Regions from separate parts of the Mus musculus genome. Here region 1 is linked to region 2. The links are chromatin loops, found by intact Hi-C in ENCODE. Cell type or tissue: left cerebral cortex. All regions are shown on one strand. Each heading gives the region's core, and the rest is flanking DNA. Links, peaks and the distances in the headings are about the cores only. Region 1 overlaps Vps50 (VPS50 EARP/GARPII complex subunit). Region 2 overlaps Asb4 (ankyrin repeat and SOCS box-containing 4).

Evidence for each region. A loop is a pair of places that touch in the nucleus more often than their neighbours do. Peaks named below come from ENCODE experiments on the same cell type or tissue, not always from the same donor. Only the 100,000 strongest peaks of a DNase experiment are listed, where the experiment ranks them.
Region 1: it touches region 2 in a loop (9-fold over the local background); 7 of 42 quality-filtered maps call a loop at or near these places.

What each region holds. Positions count from the first base shown.
Region 1 is chr6:3,508,456-3,511,275 of GRCm38, forward strand. The region is part of intron 2 of Vps50 (VPS50 EARP/GARPII complex subunit); the gene reads left to right. Among named protein-coding and RNA genes, the nearest start is that of Vps50, 11 kb to the left of the region's middle. In left cerebral cortex, for the core only: a CTCF peak has its summit at 1,505 (motif pointing right); DNase peaks (open chromatin) are centred at 1,544 and 2,118.
Region 2 is chr6:5,400,310-5,403,129 of GRCm38, forward strand. All of the region lies in intron 2 of Asb4 (ankyrin repeat and SOCS box-containing 4), which reads left to right. Among named protein-coding and RNA genes, the nearest start is that of Asb4, 11 kb to the left of the region's middle. In left cerebral cortex, for the core only: CTCF peaks have their summits at 1,258 (motif pointing left) and 1,460; a DNase peak (open chromatin) is centred at 1,271.

The DNA of each region.
Region 1 (2,820 bases), core at 274-2,773, 1.9 Mb before region 2:
TACTTAAGCCATTTCAATGCTGTGAAGAAACATTTAAATACTTCCACCTAATGCGTTACCACACTCAGCAGTATATAGGTAGAACACTGAAAATAATCCCTTCTGCTCAAGAATGAGTTCATTTTTTTTCTTTTTAATGCTGGTAACATTATGAACCCCAAAGTATATTTATGTTTTTCCTTTGGGCAGAAAATTAGAATAACAAATGAAACTCACCTTACATTGTCTGATAGATTTTAATCCCCTAAAATTCTCGGGAACATCCCAGTTTACAAGTTTAATGCATGAGTACTTTTCTTTTTTCTTTGTCATAATATCTTTCTCATTGGAAGAAGGAACTGTAAAGTGGAAGACAGACTTGGATTAGCTTGAGTTGTGATATTGGAAGGCTCTACAGTAAGCCAGTGTATGTGGGAGTGGGTTATTAGGCTGGATCACACTGTGGCTAGTTAGGTTAAAAAGGATTAATATTTGCAATTTCCATGCTGGTTCAGCTCCCTAGGAAAACGAGGGCGGGGAAGAGGAGAACGGTTTGTCTGTCGAGCTGTCTGATGAGCCAGAGGCTCTTGTTTTATTTTTTATTATTTTAATTGTATATTTTGAGACTAGTGTAAGGTCTAAGGAGAAACCTTGGACATCATATGCATGGCGCTGGAGACCAAGGAGTGGTTCAAAAGCAGGGTCCTAGATCTGATGAGGAAAGGTGAGGGGTGTCTGTCTGTGTTTGTTACACAGGGGTGAAGTCCTGGCTGCTGATTAAGAAGACACATTCATGACGTGGAGAAACAGAGAAGCTGTATGTTTGAGGGACGTTTAGAAAGCAGAATCCAAAAAAAAGGGGGGGGGGGAAGAAAAGAAAAGAAAGCAGAGTCCAAGATTCAGGGTTTGCTAGATATGAACAGGGAAAGCCCAAGAAGCCCCGAGGCTGGAGGGGCTGCGATGCTCCTCTCAGCATAGACCTTGTTCTTCTAAGCGGATCTAAGAGCCGAGAAAACACAGGGAGGGCGCGCATGGCACTTTACTGTCTGACTCCCTGAATGTGCTGTGTGCTCTCCAGTATTAGCATCCCAGTAGTGGCAGACAGTGTGTCATGGAAGCTGAGCATTATTTTTAAAGAGAGTTTAAAAGTTTTAAGGTTTCCAATGTTATTATCGTCAATGTTTTTCATACAGTAAATACATGAAAATATGTTAAAATCCCAGACTTGGGTTTACATTTTAACAAAAGAAATTGATACGAATATTTGGCAAAGGGTCAAGAAAAAAATTTATGACTTCTGATTTTTGTGATTTATAAGTAGATCAATGTAGTACATTTCTATGGTTGAAATCAGTTTTTATTCATTACTTACTTTTTCCATAAAGTGATTAAAATGTTTTTATTACCTAATCTTATTTCAGGTATGGGTTAAAATAGTCATACTTTAATATCCCTTGCACAAGTGTTCATAAATCATTTACTTGTAGCCTTCTTTCAAATTGTAATGTAACCAGTACTCCACTAGATGGCACTTTAAACCTGATGAAAACAGGGTAGGCATTTACAGCCTGCTTTACTTACACAGAAACAAACTGAGAAAGCCGCTACATTTCATAGATTGTTATTGTTGTTCTAGTGGGAATATAAGAAATGTACCATTTTTCCACGTAATCAGACATATGGCAGTTCATTATAATCTTATGTGGTACATGGTTTGAGGGACCTGAGATCTGAGAATAGGTTTGCATTATATAATTAGTTTGAATTGTTTCTTTTGGAAGTAGATCAACCCTATATCTATTTGTTCAGTGATTTATGACTTTAATAATACTGATCAAATATTGAAAACCATATATTTTTTCTTGTTCACTGTATATAGATTTTGGCAACTAAATTTATTAATTTTTTGCTTTCAATTAGGGCTCTAACAGGATGTTAGCTTTACGAGACCACAGCAGTTGTAACTGTCATTTCTGCCCTGCCATCTTGACTGATGAAAAGATGCTAACAGTTAAAACACACACAAGACAAGAGAGCAGACAGGAAATGTATGCTTAGAGGAACAAAATCTCTCCTCCTCATCCTTCTAACACACTCAGTCTGTCTGTCTCTCTGTCTCTGTCTATCTGTCTCTCTTAGCTTCCTGCCCTCTAGGTAGAGAATCAAGCATGTGTAAACTGTGATCTAATATGAGAGACGTTGGGGTTCCAGGATTTATTCTATTAATTTTCTGCAGTTTTGATAGTGACCTATGAACTGAGGGATTCATGTCAGTTTGCATTATATAATTAGTTTGAATAGCTACCTAAAATTGAGTGCTATGTGTATAAGGTGCTGTTTGTGCTGACTTTAGTTGTGAGGGGGGCAGTTACAACTAGTTACTTATGGATTAGGTTTTGGGCTCAATCAGTATGGAGTTTTGGATAATTTGAAATTACCAAAATGCAAAGCTTGTAGTTGTTTTATTTTTTCCTTAAACACAGATGAATTCCCTAAGAAGTGACCCTGTGATGTGAAATTGTTTTTTAAAATGACCATTTCGTTCCTTAGAAACCGTAAATATCTTGGAAATGTTCTCCTCACATCCTTCATTTGAGGGCTTGCTTTGTTTTATGGATTTGAATCCCCATAAAACCTTTTGTTTTTATGTTGAGATTAAAAGTAGCCCGGCTAAAGCAGAAATACTGACTGAAATATCTGTTACGAATCTTTTTCTTCACTTCTCATAAAGCTACATCCGCAGTCTACGTTTTCTGTGTGTTTGTTCCTGTAGCGTTATCTACCTCCGAGATAATCGAATGGAGGAGCAGCTAGGTGGTAATGTAGTCAATGTGCTGCGTG
Region 2 (2,820 bases), core at 7-2,506:
TGCAGACCACGGGCACAGCAGAGTTACTTTAGTAATCTTTCAAGTACCCAGGTTTCCATAGATAAGATGGGATGAGATCTGTAGATGACAAGACAATTTTAATAACAATGCCCTATAAGATGATTTCCAACACCAGAGTAGATAAGGTGAGGCCATCCAAATCTGAGGAATTCCCCATCAACCATTCGGAGGCAAAGGCATTGGTGAAAAATGAGAGAAAGCAGGAAAGGTAGATATTTGTGTGAGAGTAGGGAAGACTGCAAAAATAATTTACTCAAGAAGTGTAGTAGCACTAAGTGTAGTAGCACTACTGAGTCCAAAAGATGCCCCTGAAGCCATGGGAATGAAGGGGTCATCAGCACTGCTGATCTCTGAGGAGGGAGGGGGAAAGGGGGAGAAGGGGAAGGGAGAGAGACAGGGAGGGACCGGGAGGTCTAGACTGAAAGAGAGAGAGAGACAGAGAGACAGAGACAGAAAGACAGACAGACAGAGATAAAGAAACAGAGGAAATGACAGAGAGAAAGATGGAGACAGAGAGAGACTGAGAAAAGGACAGAGAGACATATGGAGAGAGACAGAGACAGAGAGACAGAGGGAAAAAGAGACAAAGAGATGGAGAGAGACAGAGAGAGAAAGGGAATAACAGATACAGAGAGAGAGAGAGAAAATGACAAACAGAGAGAGAGACAGACAGACAGAGAGACATGGAGAAAGACAGAAAGACAGAGATAGAGACAGAGAAGCAGAGAGATGAGGGAAAGAGAGAGAGAGGCAGAGAGAGACAGAAAGGAAGAGAGAGGGGGGGAGGGAGGGAGGGAGAGAGAGAGAGAGAGGTGAAGGAATCGCTGTTACCAGCTTGCTTAGCTCCTATGTTCTGGACACCCCCACATTTTATATTTACTTCCTTCCTCATGTTAGATTGAGTTTGGATTTTGTTCATATTTAAATAGTTTAAACTTTAGATTTCATATCATAAGAAATGACAGATCTGTTGTTCTGTTAGCAGGGACAGCAGGGTGACACCTGGAACCCACAAGCCATGTCCTAACTGTCCTCATTCTCCTTTCCCATTTTTAAACCTTTAGAATTCTATACATGTATACAATGAAATATGAGGATACATCCATCATATTCCCCTCTTTTACACCCCCCAACTACTCCTAACATTTCCCTGCCTTTATATCCTTGCCCCCTTCTGTTTAAAGTAACTCACTAAGCTCACTTGGTGCTTCCCATATAAGTGTGCGTGTGGAGCCATCTACTGGAGCATGGGCTGCCTAGCAGTGCCTGCACTGCCAAGAAGAGTAAGGCTTCCTTCAGCTGCAGGTGGCTGGCTCTTCAGCAGCGGCTGCCAGGCTTCCTCTTTCTCAGCCACCGCCAAGGTAGTACACACTGGGGGGAATCTTGACTACACACACCCACTTTTACTTGGGAATCCCATTTCTGGGATTAGACATTCATTTTGGACAGGAAGACATTTGACCCAGAGATTTAATTTGTTCCCAGGCCCAAATTCAAGCTGTAGCTGTCCCTCCAAACAAGGCTATTCAGAGAGTTGGAGACAACAGAAAAGGCAAGCTAGACACGTTCAGCATGAGTCTAGGACTGGGCTCCGTAATTTCCTGTGCGTCTTCAGAACAATCTGGCAACCACACAGTTTGTAAACTGTACACCTGAACTTCCAAACTTTACATATTATACATACATACCCATACATATGGATAGATACACGTATATGTATATATGTATATTGTGTATATGTATGTATATAAATATATATGTGTATATACATATATTTATAAAATGTTAAGACATATCTGATTTACTTTCACCACTACAGAATTATGTATATTACTGAAAAATTTAGAAATACTTGTCTTCTTAATAGAATATTTTGTTATGCTATATATATCCCATGTACAAAATAAATGATATAAAAGTATGTTCATTTGTACAGACAATTTTTATTTGTTTGTTTGTTTGTTTATATAGGGTCTGGTTGGTCTGGAACTCAGTCTAAGGGAGGCTCTAATTTGTAGGAATTTTCTTGTCTTAGACTCTTGAGTGCTGGGGCTACAGGCATGAGCTACTCATTACAGGCATTAGACTTGGCTAATGTTTAATTTTTTTTTAAATAGGCTTTTATATGAAGGCATGAACAGTATAGATATATATTTTAATTGTGTAATACTATGTGTATCAGAAAATAATATGTAAGTTATTTATCAAACATTACTGTTAGCTAATATCTAACAGTATCTAAATAACTTTTTGTAATCTTTGCTTACAGTGTGTGTGTGTGTTTGTGTGCTTGCACATGAGTGTGCACACACACCATATGGTTGAGGTGCGGAGTTCAGAGAGCAACTTTTGAGCTTCAGTTGCCTCCATTTATCATGCACCTGTTGAGCCATCTCCCTGTAGTAATCTCTCATAAGTAATTTTTTTTTAAAGACATGTCATCTATAGGTTAAGACCCTGAATTTTAGGATTTTTAAAAGATAGGGTCTCAGTAGCCCAGGCTATTCTTTGACTTGGTATGGAATCTGGGATGGCCTCGAACTTCCATTTCCCCTGCCTCTGCCACCCAAGTTCTGAAATTACAGGTGTGTGGGCTTATGCAGTGCCAAGCCTCCTGTCTGCTGGGCAAGCATCCTACCGACTGGGCTACAGTTCTCGCTCCCTCTTCCTATTTGGAAGGAATCAATAGAAAAACAAAATTGCAAATGAAATAATTGGGAAGTGTTTTTTTTTTTTTTTTTGTTTTTGTTTTTTTTTGTTTTTTTTTCTTTTATCTTTGCTGCTGCTTCTGTGGAGGAA